Linked DNA regions of Mus musculus: region 1 is linked to region 2. The links are chromatin loops, found by intact Hi-C in ENCODE. Cell type or tissue: left cerebral cortex. All regions are shown on one strand. Each heading gives the region's core, and the rest is flanking DNA. Links, peaks and the distances in the headings are about the cores only.

The links. Hi-C counts contacts between places; a loop is a spot of excess contacts. Peaks named below come from ENCODE experiments on the same cell type or tissue, not always from the same donor. Only the 100,000 strongest peaks of a DNase experiment are listed, where the experiment ranks them.
Region 1: it touches region 2 in a loop (2.6-fold over the local background); 6 of 42 quality-filtered maps call a loop at or near these places.

What each region holds. Positions count from the first base shown.
Region 1 is chrX:102,344,436-102,354,915 of GRCm38, reverse strand. The region is part of intron 9 of Hdac8 (histone deacetylase 8); the gene reads left to right. The region is part of intron 2 of Gm32262 (a long non-coding RNA gene); the gene reads right to left. Among named protein-coding and RNA genes, the nearest start is that of Gm32262, 53 kb to the right of the region's middle. In left cerebral cortex, for the core only: no CTCF peak of the experiment used is centred there; a DNase peak (open chromatin) is centred at 4,559.
Region 2 is chrX:102,246,410-102,256,889 of GRCm38, reverse strand. It overlaps Cited1 (Cbp/p300-interacting transactivator with Glu/Asp-rich carboxy-terminal domain 1), which reads left to right and starts at 4,709. Exons shown (of 3, transcript NM_001276466.1): 1 at 4,709-4,856; 2 at 8,203-8,327; 3 at 8,882-9,512. The coding sequence starts at 8,268. The coding sequence ends at 9,433. Gm14858 (predicted gene 14858) reads right to left here and starts at 4,239. Exons shown (of 3, transcript NR_040285.1): 1 at 3,866-4,239; 2 at 3,277-3,410; 3 at 1-450. In left cerebral cortex, for the core only: no CTCF peak of the experiment used is centred there; DNase peaks (open chromatin) are centred at 4,422, 4,783, 5,678 and 6,127; H3K4me3 peaks cover 2,539 bases.

The sequences.
Region 1 (10,480 bases), core at 2,407-7,406, 99 kb before region 2:
CGGTTTAGAGTTTTTATGGATTCTTGGGCGGTTCTGATTCTTGTGCCTTCTCCTGGACCCTTTTCCTTCTGTTGATTTGTATATTCTAACTCTGAACTAATAGTTTTGCTTTTTCTTGCTAAATGTTATTTTGTCATATATTCTAAAATTAATGAGGGAATGAATGAAAACCTAGCCATAAGGGTAAAGGTTAGGAGAGGGAAAACCTTTTGTTTCCAATAGAGTAACACTGGATATGTCAACCACTCCAGGACAGGCCTCATGTTCAGGAGTAGTTGACCAGCATATAATGAACGGACTCCACAGTGTGTGTTTGTGTGTGTGTGTGTGTGTACATGCACACGAGTACTCACTTTTATTTGGTCACTGTTTGGTGGGTTATGTATTTAGTTTTTTATCCGTAGCAGGGCACAGTTTATTTTGTTTTCCTAGGTTTTGTTGTTGTAGTTTTGTTTATTGAGAAAAAAACTTGGGTGGATAGGGAAGGAGAGAGGATCTGGAAGGATTTGGGGGAGGGGAAGAATACAATCAAAATGAAATAAAATTTAATTTAATTTAATTTTGTTTTAAATAATAAAAAAATAGAAAACATGTCCACACAAAAACTTGTACACAAATGTTCACAGCAGCACTATTCATGTTAATTTGAAAGTAGAGATAATTCAAATGTCAGAGATGGTCAGCATATCAATAAAATGTGGGGACTGGAGACATGGCTCAGTGGTTAAGAGCACTGACTGCTCTTCCAAAGGTCCTGAGTTCAAATCCCAGCAACCATATGGTGGCTCACAACCATCTGTAATGGGATCTGACACCTTCTTCTGGGGTGTCTAAAGACAGCTACAGTGTACTCACATACATAAAATAAATAAATCTTTTAAAATGTGGTATTTTATATTTATACAATGGAGAATTATGGAATGGTAATAAAGAATAATGGAGCACAGCACGCAAAGGCCACATTCTTTAGCAACAGGAGATTAAGATGTGCCTAAAGCCACTTGGTGTGGAGAAAGAAACAATCAAGAATGACTGTTAATGACTACTGCTTTCCTTTAGAGGAAACCGAAATATTCTCTAATTAGGTTCTGATGGTGTTCACCTAACTCTGTAAATACACTAAAAGGCTGGATGGATGAGTTTTATGGTGTGTAGATTATATCTTACTAAAATCACTTTTAAAACATTGTGGTGGCTTGAACTCGGACTGCAGGAGTACACTGTGAGAAGCACATGTATATTTCAAAGGTAGGATGAGTAGGTTTCTCTAACATATTGTGTGTGGGCTGAGGGAAGGCAAGGACTCAAAGATTTTTTTTCTGAGTAACTGGAATTACGGAGTCAGAAACTGAGAGAAGACTGTGGGAAGCATAGTTTCAAATGATAAGTTAAAGAGTCCAGCTTGGGCATGTTGAGCTGGAGATGTCAAGTTGGTAGAAGGGAAAAATACAGCTCTCTAGCTATTTCCTGACGGTGAGTTGGACTAGCATTGTAAAACTGGGAGTTAATATATGGGTAAATTTTAAAACTATGAGATAAATAAAATCACCAAGGGGGGTGGTGTATAGCTGGAGAAGAGGAGATGTCTAGAAACTGAGCTCTGAGATAGTCCCAAGTCAAAATGTTGGAGGAGAAATAAGAACTAGCAAAGAAGACAGAAAGAACTGAAAACAGACACAAAGAGGGAAAATCAAGAGTATGCAGTTCTAGAAGCCAGGTGACAAATGTGTTTCAAAGAGGAGGTTGTGCTCAACTGTGTCACGTGCTGCTGGGAAAATCAAGCAAGATAAGAACTGAAAATTGACAGTTGCACTAAGCAACAGAGAGTCACGGAGGCCTGGAGGAATGTTACTAGAGCTAAATGGAAAAGTCGGATTGATACACATTTCAGAAAGAATGCAAGGAGATCAGTGTCATGTCTATACAGCAGCAGCAAGAATCAAAAATGCAATTAAAACTACGACAGCAGTAAAAATAGAAGGTGTCAAGAATAAATCAAACAAAATATGTGCCAGAGATCCATTGTGGAGGAAATTATAAAACTTTATCAAGATAAAGAGCCGTGTCCTGTTCAGAGGTAGGGAGACTCAATATTGTAAAGCTATCCTTTACAATCAATAGATAGTCTAAAGCAATCAATATAGCCATTGTAATTCCTATCAAAAATCTTACAGGGCCTTTCATGGAATTTGATGAGTTGCTTCTAAATTTTATATAGGTATGCAAAGAAAAGCCAGGGCATTCTTGAAGAGCAGTAAGATAGGACTTCCTCTATCAGATATTACATGTTACCATACCGCTCTAGTACTTAAAACAGTGGGGTGGGGTGAGGGTAGCTTGTGGGGGACGGGTGCCTCAGTGCAGCTGGTCATATTTGGTAGATGTGTGCACGGCAGTGGTAGGTTTACAGCTACATATTTTAGACTCCATAATTTACATGTATGTTAAGTGTTTAGGTATAGAAAATTACATACAAATATGATTTAGGTATATGAGGCATTTGTACATATCAATTATATCTTAAAATGAGAACTTGAGAGGAATTCTTTTCTTCTAAGAACTTTCAGATTGGAACCTGTAAAAACTATGATGAAAACATTTCAAATCTGCTCCTCTGGCAATTTCCAAGTACACAGCGGGCCAGTGTTAAGTTCATCGTGATCCTTCCTCCTCCTACCTGACACGCATGCCCTTTGACTAATATCTCCTCACCCTCTCCCAACCCAGAAGATATGTTCTTTAGCTTGGTTTCATCGCTTTTTAATAATGTATATGTGAAAACACCACCTCATACACTAGAAATATATACAATTGCATGGGGCAGGGAGTGAGGGCAGGTTGTTGGAGATGGAACCTAGGCCTCCATGAATGCTAGCCAAATTTCTTACTAGTGAGCCCGACCTGCAGCCATTGTTACAGCTTTTGTTGAAATTAAGGTTTTATAAAGAAAGGTTTTAAAGAGTAAAAAAACAGACTTGTAAGCAGTAGTGGACTTCCACAGCAGCTGTGTTGGTCTGGGTGCATGGCTCTCCTATTTCCCTCCTACTGCCTGTAAAAGAGGGCAGATTTCAGGAAGCTCAGTAGTACAGGAATAATCATGCCCTGTGTAGTGGCCAAGGATGTACTCAGGCACTGAGCTTCCCAGTGTTGTCATAGAAGAGCGAAATTGGACAGACTCTGACATGCTGGGTAGCTTTAGAGGTCTCTAAAGGTACAGGGCTGGAGGATGGGCAGAAACTTGAGGCGTAAAGCACCAGAGAGGTGGTTTTGTTTTGTTTTCTAATGGAATTTTCCACCAGCTCATGTGACCCAAGACAACATCCAATTCTTCCAGAGTTCTCTTCGGGGTTTAACTAGGATACACTTTGTAGTCCCTTCCAGCCTAAACAGACAAAAATTCTAAGTCTACCTGAGGGGAAAACAGCTTGCACATTTCCCCTCCTGGTCTCCAGGTTGGTGAGTAATTAACCTCCTCTCTATTGATTAGAGCTCTTCTAAGTATTGCTGAGTTGGCTCTCTAGAAGTGTAGAAAAACAAAGCCACGCGTATCTCCAAATGGCCATCCTTTAATCAGGAACTCCCATTTTCATATTTAGTTTTGAGACTATAAATAGAAGTGTAAGTGAAACTGTCCTACAGACCAATGCAGCCTGTCCTCACCCTCCATGCTGCCTGTGACAAGTGGCTTCTGGGCACTGTACAGAACCCTCCTGTGTGGTGTTCCTTCTGTGTACGTTTCCAGAAAGGAGCACCTGCAAACATCTTTACAGATGTGTCTGCCCATCTGACTTCGCTTATCTTTACATTTTTTTCCCTCTGTTTCATGGCAAGCAAACACAGCAATGACCAAAAGAGACCTCTATGTGTACAAACTGAGCTTGGTCATTGAGAGATGCACTAACAGCGATGCTAAAGAGACAGCTGGATAGATGAGTAGCGTAGCACTAGGCATCATTTGTGCCAGCTGCTTCTCGTTTTTCTTCCTTTCCAATTTGGGACTGCCCTCCCTCTGCCAGGGATGCTGAGCTGTGTAACTGCTCAGAGCCCCTGGATTGTTAGACAGTGAGCAGGGCCAGGGTGAACTGACTTCCTCATGTCAAAGCTCCCCTTGGACATAAGAGGCTCAAGCCTCCACTTTAAAACTGGAGAGGAAATCTGAAAAGTGCAGACCACTTTCATCACTTGCAGCCCCATCTTCATCCTCTCCTTGGAAATTGACTAGTGTTCTTTAAAGCAGCTTTTGCTTTTCACCCTTGAACTCCGCTTGCTTTGTTTCCTCAGCAGCACTTTTGAGGAACTAATTTATGAAGGCTACAGGGACTATGTGTTACTCTGGGTGACTCACTGGCCTATAGTCGATGCTGGGGAGCGTCTTAGAGATGAACAAAAACTGCCAAGGGTGGCTTCGGTCCAGCACCCAAATGTTCACATCATCTTCCCTGCCCCCTTTTCCATTTTAGGGTGAAAGTACTCAGGGACAAGAGGGGGAAGGGATTTATGGGAATAAATAAGATACTGTCTCACAGCCAAAGCAACATTCAGATTCTCAGCTGGCAGAGGAATTCCTGAGCCTGATCTGTAGTGAAAGCATGAGCAATCTGCTAAATGGAATGCAAAGAGAACCCAACTTAATCTCCAATCCAGACCATCTACAAGGAGTCTCTCTCGGGCAGCCAGTACTATTCCTGGAAGGCACAGCACTCGCTCACCCCAGTGGCCCCGCCCTGGCGTGAGAAACCCGGAGCTCTGCCAGTGCCAACTCAGGCTCTTATTTCTGCTGTCCAGTTGCTTTGGTGAAATAGGAGTGAACACTGCCTATCCATGAAAGGGCAACTCTGAAAGCGATTTATAAACTGTAAAGTACCAGGGAACGTCAGGTGGCCCTGTCACTCATGCATTTCTGTTCTATACTGCACTCCTTCAGTTGTCTTTCCTCATTATGGGACAAAAACCACAGAATTTTGTGGTAAGAGGTCAGGCCCTGCATATAATCAATCATGCACAAGCCCTACAACATAGAAGCATAATCGGCCTTAATTCTGTGTTTTCCCGTCGACACATGGAGAGCATTTGCCAGTCAGCGACCTCACAAAGACGTCACAGAATGGTCAAGAAATGACCCCAGAAAAGCTCTTGTTGGGGGAAAGCCGTAAAGCCTTTTGAAGGGAAAACTTTCAATTCCAAAGGGCGATTATTATTTCTTCATTGAAGTAAAAACCCTTGTGTTTATCCAGCCTTTGATTCTGATGTCAAATGTCCGATGACTCCTCAAACTCTGCTCCAAAAGAAAGAGAAGGCAGTCATGCTGGGGTCGCTGTAGCTAGTGGTGGGCTCTGCCCAAAGTGACTGGCCGGGGAGATCAAAGAGCTGAGCCTCTGTGCTTTGCAGGGTGGGTCACCCTGGGGCTGTATGAAAGAGCTTCCATCTCTGGCTCGCACCTCACCCTGGCTGCACATTTAGTAAATAAAGGAACTTGACGTTTATGTTAAATAGAAAATTAAGATCTTCATCATTTTATTCGTCCCTCTGCCCATTGTTTATTTTGAATGTATATTTAATAGCACTTTCCAGAGCAGAGCAAGACAAAGAGGGCTGTGATACCAAGCCAGGCAGGCAGGGAGTAGGCATTCCATTCCTTTCCTCCCGAGCCTCCTTTTCCCAGAGCCCATCCAGCTGACAGGTGCCAGAAGGGAAGAAATGTTAGTAAATGTTAGTTTCCAGCTCCAAAGAAGCTGTCACAAAAGGGAGACAGAACAAGAAAGCTCATAAAATCCTTCAACTGAGGGATGTAGCGAGACCTATCTAATTACACGAGATTAGAAACGGTTTAACTTGTTGAGAATGTGCTACATGTGGAATGAAAGAAAATGACACCTCCAGCGCCCTGTAATGATACTGTATTGGGAGGGAAGCACAAAGGGTTTGTTCACGCTATCAGTAACACCAGTTTTTCTCATCCAAACAGTTTAGCCACATCTGGTTTTAATATGGTGGTCTAAGTGAAGTCAGTTAACTTTTCACCCACTGCTCTGGCCCTCCTTTTGCTTCCTTCGAATACAGTTCCATTTGTATTGGCATTGTCCTCTCGCCCATGCCTCTGCAAGCTGACCAAGGCAGGCGGGGGGCGGGGGGGAGTGGGGAGATTATGCTCAGAAACTGTGCTTATCTCTGGACTCTGGAGGGTTTTACTGTTCAAATAGCATGTTGTTTTGGAAGCAAGGCCTAGTCTTTGTTTCAGCTAAACTCAACAGAATTTAGATGTGTCCTTCTACCTAATTCATTAAGCTACCAATACTAAATAAGAACTCCCTCAGTTGTTTGTGAGTTGTGAAACATCTTAGTTTGGTTTGGTTTTTTTAACAGAAAGGCAAAGATCACCCTGATTACTTTTTTATGTCGTGTCAGGAATCAAACCCGGGGCTTTGTACTTGCTGAGCAAGCACACCACCACTGAACTGGACCCCCGCCCCTCATCTCAGGTACTCCCAACTAGAATGTTTTGGGAAGTCTGGCACCCATCTAATGGGTCTCTGGCAAATATAGAATTGATTAGGCATTGTTGTGCCTGTGTTGGAGGAAAAGGACCTTTGGTGACTGTACCCCAAGGGGGCAACAAGATGGGCATATTTCTTATAAAAGCAGAACTTTCAAGCTATAAAATGCATTCCAGTAGACATCCATTTATATTGTATACAAACCGCTAGAAAGGGGGGTTTAATTCCCCACATTCTAAAATCAGTAGACTTTTATAAATGGCTATGATGAAAGGCCATGATTCAAAAATTATTTAGTCCTAAGATACTAAATAATATTTACAGATTTTGCCATATTTAAATTTTTACCACATAGCACCTTCATGTGCAGCAAATTCAAAACCCTAAGCTGTTAGGAGCTATCCAGTCTAAAGACAAGGCACAATTAAAATTGTATTCCACTTGGTTCTTCTTAGGGCCTTTTGCTGTGTTCTGAGCCTTGCTGGAATGCCGATGGTGGTTGGAAAAGGAGTGTAAAATGACAGCCAGGTCCTCTGAAAGTTATCAAATCTTTCAGGTCACTTCTGGTATATTCTTTCTTACCTGAAAGTAATAGACAAGGCACTTCCGAAGCAAATTTCTTACCCAAAGAAGCCACTATCAGTGAAGTACTTTATGCCCTCTGGTAGGGCAGAAGGGGTGATACTTTTAGGCACATGTAACAGTTTGTATCTGGAATATTGCAAAGACATTCATATAAGGCTGGTGCCTACTGCTGTGGTACCATATAGAAGGACTAGCCAGAAGTCTTGTGTGTAGCCTTAACTTAAGAGAAATGGCATATTTACTACATTCAAAGCCAGCAGCCTTTACTGAACATATACTATGTGCAAGGTCTCGTTAGGTTACTCTGGCATGCTCTGTAACATATTAATAGATGTCTTTTGCATGTTGACTGGACAGCTTCAGCAATCATTTACAGATTACTGTCACTCACAGGCATTGTGTTGGGGATCCCAAGATAAGTCAGAGGTTTGCCCTTACCTATAGACTCTAGCTCAGAGTAAAGCGCAAGGAACCATAGGCAGTATGTGAATAGAGAATCCATGCAAAGAGCTCTGTGTTTAGAAGGGAATAATTAATTTTCTTAGAGGAGTGTCAGAAGGGTTTCACAGAGAAGATGTTATTTGAACTCTATCTGAAAAGGGTAGGTAGGATTTCAAGAGGCAGACAGGAGAAAAGGAAAGGAATTCCAAGCCAGTGGAACAGTGTGGGCAAATACTTATTAAACTATGCAGCTCTTTTTATCATCACTGGGAGAAGGCAAATATAAGTTGCACTAGTGTCAAGTTTGGATTTGCTTGTCATGATTACATTGTCATTTTAAAATACACGACATGATATTTTAAGGCAATGACAAGAAAAGGCCTGGTGGATTTGAAAGTTCTCCTTATTAAGCTGTGATGCTTATCTAGTGGCTTGCACATAGCAGGCCCTCAATAAATGCTCGCTGAATGATGAGACCCATATCTCTTTCCATTTATAAATTACTGCTCTGTCACGGATCGGCTTACAAAGCCAGACTTCCGCCTGGGAGTTAGGAACTGGTGTTCACAGTTCTGCTCTCTGTCACCTCTGCCTTCCCTGCTTTCAAGAAGAGTGAGTGGCACCGGAGCCTAGCTGTGCTTGTAAGAAGCAGGGGAAACAGCCCTTGCTTTCGCTCCTCACTGACACTTTCTATGTGGAGGGCTTGGGGATGCTTGAATTCTAAAAACAAAATGCCATTGAAGTGGGCCAGTCCTAGTGTGGGTGACATAAAGCTTGGTGTCCTAAGAATGTCAGTCATCTTAGCTAATATGGATAAGGAGTGCTCACATTTTAAGTTTTATAATAGAATCTAAATATGATTGATCAAACATTTTATATGGCAATAATAAAGATATGAGTTGTCTCCACTGAACAGCCTTGACAGTGAAATGCAGTAATGCTTAGCCTCTTTTTAAGAAGAAGAAGATAAATTTTTATTATTTTTATAAATTATGCAATAACCTTTAGAGAAGTAATAAATTTTTTGCCTTGAAAATCACCAGGGAATAGATGACAGAGAATGTAGTTTAACATAAACCATTTGCAAATTATATGCAGGTCCACTTGTAACCCTTTTATTGGGTGTCTGAATTGACTCTTTGGGAAAATTCCTATCAGAGAATCTTAACATTGCAGACTCTGAAATGTATCAAAAATGTACTTCTTCAGTTTTAACCCTTAGCAGCTATGTGGCTGGCGCTTTCAGGTCTAATCTCTATAGCTACACCTTTCTAGTGGCCACAATACCAGGCCATAGACTATAAGTTTTTCAGCCCTGGAGATGCACTGAGTAAGTTCATCCCACAAAGTCATTGGGTGCCTTCTGGAGCTGGCATGGTGCAGATTGCTAAATATGTAGCAATAAATAGTGATATATATCCCTGCCCTCTATTGCACCCTTAGCCCAGTGAAATAGTGTGTTGTCTCTTGGGTCAATGTCCCCTCCAAAAAGCTGCTTCCAGTTGGCCTTTCTTTGCTTAAGCATTAAGGCATTAGCTTCCTGTTTTCCCAAAGAAAGGCAAGAACTTTTGTCCCTGGTGCATGGTGTCATCCTTTTAAGTTTCATATAGGGGGCTGGAAAGATGGCTCAGCAGTTAAGAGCACTGGTTGCTCTTCCAGAGGTCCTGAGTTCAGTTCCCAGCAACCACATGGTGGCTCACCACCATCTGTAATGAGATCTGATGCCCTCTTCTGATGTATCTAAGGACAGCTACAATGTACTTGTATACCTTCCTAATACTGCAACCCTTTAATATAGTTCCTTATGTTGGGGTGACACCCCCACCCAACCAAAAAATTATCTTCATTCCTACTTCATAACTATAATTTTGCTACTGTTATGAATCATAATATAAATACTTTTGGAGATGGACCGGTCATGAGCCACGGGTTGAGAACCACTGTTCTAGATGCTAAGTTTTATACTCTTTGGGGGATTGTGGCATGGCACAAAGAACATGGGGTTTTGTAACGCTGAATCATTTGGGGCTCTTTAACAAGCAACATGAACCTTGGGTCGTTTCTCCAGACTCCCAGAAGCTTACTTTCCTCATTCTAAAATCAGTGCTCCTCAAAGCCACTTGGCGGGGTGGTTATGATAAGTGCGCGCAGTGGGTAGAAAGCACTTCATGCCAAGTCAGTGATGGCAACCAGGCTTAGGAAGTAAGACATCTAGATTTTGAGCCCAGGTCCTTCTGAATGAAAACTGTCTAGGTAGAGGTTCTCTGCTTCCTTATAACGGCTCTGAAAGTCCTGGATTCCATTCTGTCTTAGCTAAGACTCTATAATAGAAGGGCTGAAGAAACAACACAGCTGAAGAAATAAATGGATAGAAAGAAAGAAATATGCTAATGTGTTTAGGGACACTTAGGACATCTGTGACGGCTAGCACCAATTCCAGTCCCACAACCCTTTCCTCACTGTGAACACTCAGCATATCCCCTGTGAGGTTACATCTAGTTCTTCTGGAGCATTTGCTGCCCACCACTGTGGCCTCCACATAGGTGCTTCTTGAGGGAGCTTATGGCTGAGTAGAAAAGCAGAGGCTGCATCAGACAACCAGTTAGGGGAATGGCACAACATAGTGCATAAACAGCTATCCATAATGGAGCTAAAACTAAGTGTATTATCACCGGCTATCAAAACTAAATCCCATAAGATGCAAAACCATAAACAACAGGGATTTGTTTTCTCACAGTTCTGGGGACTGGGAGACGAAAGTGAAGGTGCTGGCATAGTCAGCTTGTTCGATAGCTCTGAGACAGCTGCCTTAGCAGCATGTGTTCCCATGGCCTTTCCTCAGTACTATGTGGTCTCTTTTCATATATAGACACTCTTGTTTGTTTGTTTGTTTGTTGTTGTTGTTTTGGTTTGGTTTGGTTTGTGGGGGTTTTTGGTTTGGGTTTTTTAAAAAAACAGGG
Region 2 (10,480 bases), core at 3,715-8,714:
TTAAGAGGCTGAGGCCAAACAACTGAAAGTTTGAGGCCTTTCTAGGCTACATAGTAATATATCACCTCAAATAAACAATAAAAAAGTAAAATCTACTCTTAGGGAGCTTATTAAATATAAATGTACATTTACTTATAAGAAAAATAAACCAGATGTGGCAGTACACACTTTTAATCCCAGCACTCAGAGGGCAGTGACAGGTAAGTCTCTGAGTTTGAGATCACCTGGGTCCACATAGTGAGCTTCAGGACAGTCAGGGCTACAGAGGGAGACCCTGTCTCGAAAAACACAAAAACAAACAAAAAACAAAAAAAAGGAGGAGGAAGAAAAGGAGATGAAGATGAAGATACTGTGCTGATGAGATGACTGAGCAGATAGAATGAGTCTGATGGCCTGAGTGACATCCCCAGGACTGACATGGGAAGCTATCCTCTGACCTCCACACATACACTGTGGCAGATACAAAAGGGGACATAGGCACACATGCACACATATACCAAATAAGTAAATTCAATTAAAAGAGTAATGTATTATATAAATATAGAGAAAAATAATTCAGAATTATGCCCCTTACTGGCACTATCATCTTTTGGGTGTTTCTCTGACAATTGCTTTATTCACAGTATTAATTTTGGAGGTTTTATACCCTCTGCACCACCATCATATTTATGCAACTTTGTACCCAGGGTCTTCTATCCAATATTTTGTTATGAATAAAAGTTTTTAAAATCAGGATTTTGGAAATGGTGGTTAAAGTACTAAAGCAAACTTCCTAGCCATGGACCTTTATGGTTGGTTTCAATTACAAACAATTCTTCATATGTGTGTATATTTATATTTATATTTATATTTATCCCTGCTGTTCTGGAATTTGTTGTGTAGCCCAGGCTGGCCTGGACTCACTGTGTAATCCAGACTGGTTTAGAACTAGTGATCCCGTCTCAGCCTCTAGAGTACTGGAATCACAACTGTGGGTCACCACGTTGGCTTTTCTAAATACTTGAATAAAAGTGTTTACAGGGGAGCAGAAGAGATGGCTCAGCAGTCAGGAGTACTTACTGCTCTTGCAAAGGACCGGGGTTCAGTTCCCAGCACTCACATAGCAGCTTATAACCATCTGGAACTCCCCTCTTCTGGCCTCTGAGGGCTCCTGCATACATGTGTTGCAAATTAAATCACAAACGCACACACATACACATAATTTTTTAAATTTAAATTTGTACTTTTAAACCTTCCTATACAAATATTGAGTATATTTTTGGAGACCACTTTTACATTTATAGGCTGACCTATAAAATGTGATTATTGCCAGGCAGGATGGTGGCACATGCTTTTAATCCCAGCACAGATCATTGTGCTGAGGCAGAGGCAGGCAGATCACTGTGAGTTCGAGGCCAGCCTGGTCTACAAAGTGAGTTCCAGGACAGCCAGGACTACACAGAGAAATCCTGTCTTGAAAACCCAAACCAAACCAAACAACAACAACAAAAAACCCATAACATGTGATTATCTTTTATTCATCCTATTTTTATTCCTGTCCAGGCAGCTTTTGTTGTAGTAAGTGGAGTTTCTTTCTACATTTATAGATGTCTTCATCCCCTTCTCAGTCTGGTATTTAAATTACTAGGTCAGCAAGTGTTCTTGAAGTGTGTAAGATGAGACAGGGATAGGGCCAAAGAATCACAAAGCACATTACAATACTAATCCCAGCATGCGCTAGCCATTTTACTACACTGTCAGCACCAATCAATCAAACTAAAGCTTTTCTTCTTAACTCTTACAGATTATGTAAATTTGTTATGATATCCATTTAATAGGGAAACTGAGCACACATATACCAAACAACACAATTGATTACCCTAAGACCACACAGGTAGCAAATGGCAGAGGAGGGATTTAATCCAGGCCATTAACCCCTGAACCTTTACTCTGGACTGCTTCTTTGCCTACCAAGGCAGCAGAGTGTAAGGGTGTAGTGTAAAGACTGCAGCCAGCCGGGCGTGGTGGCGCACGCCTTTAATCCCAGCACTTGGGAGGCAGAGGCAGGCGGATTTCTGAGTTCAAGGCCAGCCTGCTCTACAAAGTGAGTTCCAGGACAGCCAGGGCTATACAGAGAAACCCTGTCTCGAGAAACCAAAAAAAAAAAAAAAAAAAAAAAAAAAAAGCCTCACTAGGGTCAAAACTCCCTTCCTCTTGCCTGTGCCAGCTTGGGCACCTCTCTGAGGCTCTTTCCCCTTTGGTAAATCCTAGGAGCTAAGTGAATCCCCGGCTCGTGGCTAGCACTTAGAAGGTTATTGCTGGCTGAGCATTTCTTCTACCTTGGCTTCACAGGGGCATGGTCTAGGGGCATGGTCTAGTTGCCAACTTGGAGAAAAGAGTTTAGCGGAACTCCGAGATAGCCTGGGGCCAGAGATCTGAGACAGCCTGGGGCCAGCTGGGAAGTCAGTCATCCAAGGCATATTTGCCTAGAAATGCAAATGTCTTCTTTGCCCCCTCTCAGCTTCTGCCACTAACCTCAACTCCCATTCCCCCAAAAGGAAATAGATGGCTTTTCTGCTTCAATGCTGAGTGCTAAAAGCCCTTCTCATTCCTACTCCATGGGAGGTGGCCAGTGGAGATGACAGGAAGTCACCGGTGGTGTAGGGGGCTTTCTGGAACTTGGGCATATAGAAATGTGATGGAGGGCACACCTTTTCTGCCCTTCAATGATCCGGATGGGGGAAGGGGCTAGCTGTTGAGCAACTGCTCCGGAGACACTCCAGAAGCTGAGATGAACATATGCCTCTTTCTAACAATTGGCCTGGGAGCCATCCAATAGATGGAGGGCGGATCCACGGGTCCGGGATCCGGAGCCTGCAACCCAGCTGCATCTGCAGTTTAGGAACCAGCTCTAGAGTCCAACAAGAGGAGAAGGGGGCAGGTCAGGGGTCCAAATTAGCAACTGTAATTCAAAAGCCTAAGTCCATTCCTCTACTGATTGCTTTCACAAAAACTTTTTCTCATCTTCGGCAAATATTAAGGAGGCTTTGGAAGGGTGCCTTGCCTGCTACCCCAGTAGAGCTTTGGGATCCCTATAGATTGTACCTTTTCTCAACAGGGAACTAGGCACAACCCACAATCCAAGTGGAAAAGTGTAGCGATGGTGTGGGGAGTGTGGTTGTTTCCCCGATTTTGAGTTGGAGCAGAGTGGGAGGGGCCAAAGCAATCAGCAATGAAGAGAGGCAGCTTTTCAGCCTACCAAGGGGAAAGGGTCCCCTAATTACTCAGGGTACTCACCCCAGCTTCCTCCAAATGCCAAAGAAGGGCCTAATTCTGTGCCTCCATTTGTGCCCCCTCTTTGTCAGCAAGCCGGTCATTTCATCAACAAACACGACTCTGTTAGAAGAGCAAATTAAGGACACTTTGCGATCCTAAAAAAAAAAAAAAATCAGAAAGAAAAAAGATCTTCAGGTCATCAAAGCCAACTAAAAAGACACAAGACACAGACAGTGAAATGACTCTGTAACAGTCCTCCCCCCACTCACACCCCCTTTTCCTTAACATCGTACTTTTTCAAACGACAATGTTTTCCAAACAGTATAAACTGAATTGTTGAATGGAAGGAGTGTGTGTGTGGACGGTGGGGGGGGGGGTGTAGGGTGGGAATGGGGGAGGCTTGATTAGAGGACAGTAATCCTGGTGGCCTTCCTGCAAGGGGTGAATGAGGTGAGAGTTTCTACCCACAGGGAACATGCCTTGAAATGAGAAGCCCCAGATATCTTTCAGTGAGGATTGTAAGACACCTTACCAACACAAGAGACGTGCTCTACGTGCAAGATGTTATTCTTGCTAGATGTGAATAATTATATAATCATAATAAAATAACCTGGCATCGTGGCAAGAGGAATCTCTGCGAACTCAGTGGCAATCTTTTCGAACCCGCTGCCTGTTCTTGGCTTTTCCGTGAGCCATGTGAGTTGCATGCATGCACCTAGCCCCACGGTCCGGTAGAACAGCATTTCCCAGCGTCGTCGCATCCTGCCAGCCTCCTTCTGCCCTGGATGACCACAGGACAGAAAGCCTTGAAACCAACCTTGGGCCTTGAGGGAAGCCACCGCTGCCATATGATCTCTCTAAGTGCCCCTGCACAAAATGTAGGGAGTTTAGGGGGTAAGGGACACGCCAACCTCGGCCATTCCACGATGAGAAGACATAGCTCAAAAAGAGCAAACCGGCTCGGAGGAAGCCCTGCAGAAAACTAAGACCCGTGCCTTGCCTACACCGTCCCGTGTGCAAGTCCCTCTTCTGGACCTTTCCCTAAGCCAACAGCTCTTCTCTCTATCCATTGAAGCCCGTCCTGGCGACCCACTTGATTTAGGTCAGAAAACAGACACTAACAGCTCTCCCTCGCCTCGGTAAAATTACTAAGTGGAATTTATTGGGCAAGTCCATGCAGGGTGGTGGGGAGAGCCCACGTCCCAGGTTCGGGCTGTCACTAGTTTTAGAAAAACAAGTATAGGCCAGAGCACTGGGCGAGAAGTGACCATAATCAGAGACCATCAGCCCCACCCCAGTAGCTGCGTCGTGCCCCCAGGGCTGAGGGACAGGAGGGGACGCACGCACTCTGTTCCCTAGCCCGCCCTTTGCTTTCACAAGATCCACGGTGACTGCACCAGCTCGAGCGCCTTTAAAGGGCCACACACGCCAGCCCGCCGCTATAAAATGTTCCCGGCGGCACAGCTGCAGAAGTGCGCTGCCGAGCTGCGGTGAGGAAGCTAGCTCCGCCCGGCTGCTCCTCCCACAACCTATCGGCGCGGGGCTGCTCCTGGCAGAGAGGACCAGACGCGAGGAAGGCACAGCACCCACTCGGGCCCTCCGTAAGTATCCAGTTCAGATTTTGCCACCAACTCGCCCACGAGCCAGGACATGTGCTAATAATGCTCTAAGCTGGTTATAAAGACGTGAAAATTGGGGGGAGAGGGAAAAAAGGGGGGAAAGGGGTCTGTCCTTCCTGGGATTCCTAGCCGAGGCCAGCCTGCTGCTGTGTGCTTGTGCGCCAGGGCTCTACGGGAGGCAGTGGGGGCTTAAGAGCCCGGTCCCCGCGCCGAGAACCAAGCGTGGTGGCTGTGATCGCCACCGCCCCGGAGTCCGGGCGCCGGAGCTGCGGGCCGGCAAGAGCGCGGGTCGGGGCAGCTCGGCGCTGCCCGGTGCGGTGCGGCGGCGCGGCGCGGCGCGGCGGTGCAGGCTTTTCCCAGGCGCCCTGGGGTCGCGTGGCCGCCCGTGCGGCTGGGGACTCTGAAGCGAGTGGCTAGCGGCGGCGGCGGCAGTGTGCGTGCCAAGGGGGCTCGGGGCTAGGTCGCTTCGTCCGTACCTCAGCTCCTGTGAGCTTTCCTCTCCCGGGCAAGCAGCTTCGCGGAGGTAAGCCGGGCCGCCCGGCAGGACGCTGGGCTGGGCAGCAGGGGCCGAGGGCACCGGAGGCGGCCAAGCTGGCCGCGGGGCTGGGGGACTTGTTTGCTGCCGGAGCTGCCGGGCAGAGGGGCGGCAGCCCGGGCCGGCCCGCGGGACGCGGAGCCCACTTGTCCGGAGAAACCCGCAGCACATCCACTCCGGCGCCCGCGCTTTCTCCGGCTCTGCTTCCCCGACTTTGCCAATACCCAGGACTGCATCAGGCCGCTCGGGGGCCGCACAAAGCTCTTGTTTCCTGGGGGGCTGGAAGCGAGAAGGGCTTCTGGCTGAACTCAGCCAAGCTGCGTGCTGCAAGTTGGAACATTCTGGCAACTTGCTTTCCCCACGCAGCACGACCCCCGTGCACACGCCCCTCTCGGGGGAAGCGGCCGCGCGGCGCCCAGCCTCTGCCTCACGGGGAGCCTGATCAGGGGCGGGACAGCTAGTCTGAACCATGCCACTTTTAACGTTGTGACCTTGGGTTAAGTTATCGCACCCACCTCGGCACCTCGAATCTTTGCTAGCCAGCTGCGAGCAGCGGCAGCAGCGGACGCTCCGAGGGCGCTCGGAAGTGTCTGTGAGGCGCGCGAGCCACTGCCGCTGGCGCCAAAGTGCGCCCCCGCGCGCGGAGACGCTGCGGGTCCCCAAAGTCGCGCTGACGCGGAGACCCCGTGCTTCGTCGCCTGTCTGCTTCTGAGCACCTGAGGTAAAGGACGCTTGGAGCCCTCCGGCACTGGTGCTCGCGCCTGGCGTGCCGGGCTCCGTTCGGCCAAGCCCGCCTCGGTGGCTCTCTCCGGGCGCGTCGAGGAGGCCCCGGCGAGCTGTCCGTAAACAAGGGGCCTTTAGTTTTAAGGTGGCGAGTCTAGCTGGGCTGCTTGGAGAGCGTGCAAGCCAAGCCGCAGTGCTGTTTGGACATTTAGATTTCTCAGTAGCAATGGAGGTGGAGTATACCGGTTGGTGCCATTTTAACTTTTGCTCTCGGGACAGGTTCGAGATGACCCCCCCCCACCTGCCGCGCTCTTCCCACCCCACCCCCCTTCTCTTTCCTCTTCTCACCCTCCAACAGCGTTGGCGAAGGCTTTCTCGGAGGGTAGCCAGGCGAGGCCGGGCGGCGGGAGGGAGGCAGGAGACGCGAGCCGCGGAGTCCGCACTTGTTGCGCCGCTTTTTTTTTTTTTTTTTTCCCCGCGGAGCCTCGCCGCTGCTCCGCGGTCACCACTTCGTGGCTCGGAGCAGACCCAGACATCCGTCAACCAAGTTTTTTCCCTCAAATGAACGGAAGGGTGGGGTAGGAGACAGAAACTGGGGTTGTTGGGTGGGGGTGGGGGGTATGCAATCGCCTCTTAGACGGACTCCGGAGCTTCCCGAGGGGTGCGGGCTGGCGCGCCACGAGGGAAATGTTACAAGAGCCTGCCCGGCGAGCCCACACCAGAACACACGCACTTTCCTCATATTTCCCCCGCCCCTTCTTGTTGCTCTTGGGTTTTTTTTTTTTTTCCTTTTTTAGTACACTGGGGTACGAGTAGCGCACGGGAGAAAGAAGATGGATAGGAAGATGAAGCGATGAGGAACTTGAAATAGTGGCAGGGCAGTGCTGGCCCTCCTGACGACGGTGCACCTTAGGCGCCCTTGTCTTGAGATAGATGGCTGAAATATCCTAGGGTTGCCTCTTCAGTCAAGCAGTGGTGCGGAACCCAGCAAGTGCCTCTCCCTTACCCCCACCCCCACCCCACCCCCGTGTTTTCTCTTTTGCTTCCATCCTTTTCCCCCCAGTAGGCTGATATCAAAAGGGGGAAAATAGGGGGATAATGGTAACTTTAGAAGCCAGCACATTCTTAATGACCACTGGGAGTAAGAAGGAGGGTAGAGTCCTAGCAAATTCTAGCCCCTTTGAGAAATGACTGTTGGGGTCCTTAATTTTCCCAGTTTGAGGAGGGTGTTTTGTTTTATCTTGCCCCCCCCCCTCGTTCCCTTATCTCTTTTGCACTTGGGCAAGAGAATCCATCCATGGCTTTAGTAGCCATCTGGGTAAGTTCAGGTATGACGACTTGGCCAATGGTTAGAAGAGGCCTGTGGCATAGGACTACTAGATGATGCTCTCCAAACTGCTGCTGTTGCTTCCCTGCTAAAACCCAGAGGATTTTCCCTCCAGGAAGAATCCTTTCTTCTCTCAGCCACACATGGGTGTGGCCTGGTTCTGGGTTCTGGGACACTTGTCCTAGGAAAGCCCAATCTAAGAATTGTCTTGTAGAAGCTTGAGATATGGAGGAACTGGGCTATCCCAGTTATGCTATGGGGTTCCTGCTGCCTTGGGGTCTCCAGAACACCCTGATCTTCTGTCTTTTTGTAGGCATGGCCCAAGACAGGGCTTTGGAGACTTACTACATCTTCCTTCTTCTAAATTCTCATTTTTTCCCAGTCCCACTGAAGACCTGGATGCTAGTGGTCCATTGCCATGGTATACTGCTTTCTCAGGAACATGCCTGCTCTCAGAACCAGAAACAAACAGTGTCACCCCTACCTCTGGACTCTGAAATAACCTGGATGAGGAAATGTCCATGTGTCCTCTCTTGGCATTGTGGGTCACTGTTAGACCCTGGCTGAATAGAACATGCCCCTGGCCCAGGACAGAGTGAAAGCTGTCTCTGCTCTTGGGCCCAGGTGCTCTCTGTTTTGAGTTTAACTCTATCAGCATCCTTGTGTAGCTGAATGGATTCACCCCGACTTGGAATTTTCTAGTTCTCCCTTCACCTTTATTATTTCTTCTCTTTTACTTGCAGACCAACAGGCCCAGCTGGCGGCATCAACTGCCACCGATTTATCGGACTTCTGCCCAGGCTCTGAAATGCCAACTATGTCGAGGCCTGCACTTGATGTCAAGGGTGGCACCACCTCTGGGAAGGAGGTGAGTTTTATCATTTTACAGATGGAGATACTAAGGCATGGAAAGATGGACTTTAGGGAAGGAGGTCACGCACCTGGCCTTCCTAGGTGTGGCCTATAGCCGCACTGCTTGACCAGAGAAGATACAGCAGGGCTTCGTCTGGGGAAAATGAGAATAACTTGTTCAAAAGTGGTTGAATCAAACTCACTAGGGGTGTTGAAAGAGACAGCAGGAAATGGGTCAAAGAAGCAGAATTGGAACAAGACCACTGTGATAAAGTGATTATAGTGAGGCTGAGAAGAGAGAAAACGGGGTGCCCTTTTTAGACAGGGGAGCACATGGAGTAGCAGGGGAGGGAGGCCCACTTCCAGTAATGTGGTCTCCAGTGCTACAGCTAAGGTCTAAACTTAGGAATCAGAACCACAATAGCAAAAGAAACCTAACTGTCCAGGGCTCTTCCTACCACCTACCCACTAACTCCAAATATAGAGCATTCAGGAGCATTCCAGATCCCCGTGAATTCCAAAGGAAAAGTCAGGAGGATGGCTACTATGGTATGCCTTTCTGTCTTCTAGGATGCCAACCAGGAGATGAACTCTCTGGCCTACTCCAACCTTGGAGTGAAGGATCGCAAGGCAGTGACTGTCCTGCACTACCCCGGGGTCACCGCAAATGGAGCCAAAGCCAACGGAGTTCCCACTAGCTCCTCTGGATCGACATCTCCAATAGGCTCTCCTACTGCCACCCCTTCTTCCAAACCCCCATCCTTCAACCTGCATCCTACCCCTCACCTGATGGCCAGCATGCAGCTTCAGAAGCTTAATAGCCAGTACCAAGGGGCTGCGGCTACTGCTGCTGCTGCCCTCACTGGTGCAGGCCTACCAGGGGAGGAAGAGCCCATGCAAAACTGGGTCACCGCCCCTCTGGTAGTGGGAGGGTCTCCGGGATCTGTCTCTCCTCCTGCTGGTGCCCAGAGCCCTGCTCTCATTGATTCTGACCCGGTGGATGAGGAGGTGCTGATGTCTCTGGTGGTTGAATTGGGGCTAGACCGAGCCAATGAGCTTCCCGAGCTGTGGCTGGGGCAGAATGAGTTTGATTTCACTGCAGATTTTCCCTCTGGCTGCTGATGGCAAGTGCCCCTAAAAAAATGAGGAAAAAAAGCCACCGATTCTGTTGTAAATAAAAGTTAACTTGCAAAGAGATAACTGCCTGGGTGTGTTCTTCATAGGGGGGTCTAAAGTTGGGGGCTGCAATTCTGAGGTTGCAAGAGCCTGAGGGGTGTGGGAGGGCTGGCCCAGATGGCCTCTGAACTTCTGCTACCACCACTGCCCTTATCTCCTCAAGAGTCCTGGTACTTAGCTTCAATTTTCTAAGACTCCACAAACACTGTCCTATTGAAGAAGACTGGCCACGGGAGCGTCTGGTGGCCAAGACACTCTAAGAAGACATGCGTCAAATATGTCTGCAGCTTCCTTGCCATCGGCACATCATTGGTACGTGGCATATGCTCCCAACTCTAAAAGCCAGCAATCCAGGGTTGCATCTATGGCTCAATAGTTAAAAGCACTTACTGCTTTTGCAGAGGACTGGGGTTCAGTTCCCAGCACCCACATGGTTGCTCACAACCATCTGTAATTCCAGTTCCAGGGATCTGACACCCTCTTCTTAGCTCCAGCATCAGAGATGCATGTGGTACACATATATACAGGCAAAACACATACACATAAGTCTTTTTTTTTTAAAGTCAACAATTCAACTGACCCATTTAGGACTATTCCTTTACCCTTTCTACAGCAGACAGGATCAAACATTCTACAACCAAGCATTCAGAGACTGTCAAACCCCTCAGACAACTCCTTATCCCTCCCCTCCAAGCCTAGAAGAGTCCAAGCTGGCCTGTATGCTCCCCAATTCCTACATCCTTGGCCTATTCTGTGTGAGGACATCCTGTTTGGGCTTGTCTCTCCAACTTAAAAAGTATAAATGAGGCCCAGCCTTGACAATTTCAATGATCAGAGATCTCTTGAGGCAGTGACTTCAAAAGCATGCCAAGTGGCAAGATATTAGCACTACCCCAGATCCTGGGTCATAATGCAGCCCTGGTATCATATATGGGCTAGAAACTGCAGCCCACATTCCAAACTCCTGAAGATGTTCTTTCGCGAACACTGAAA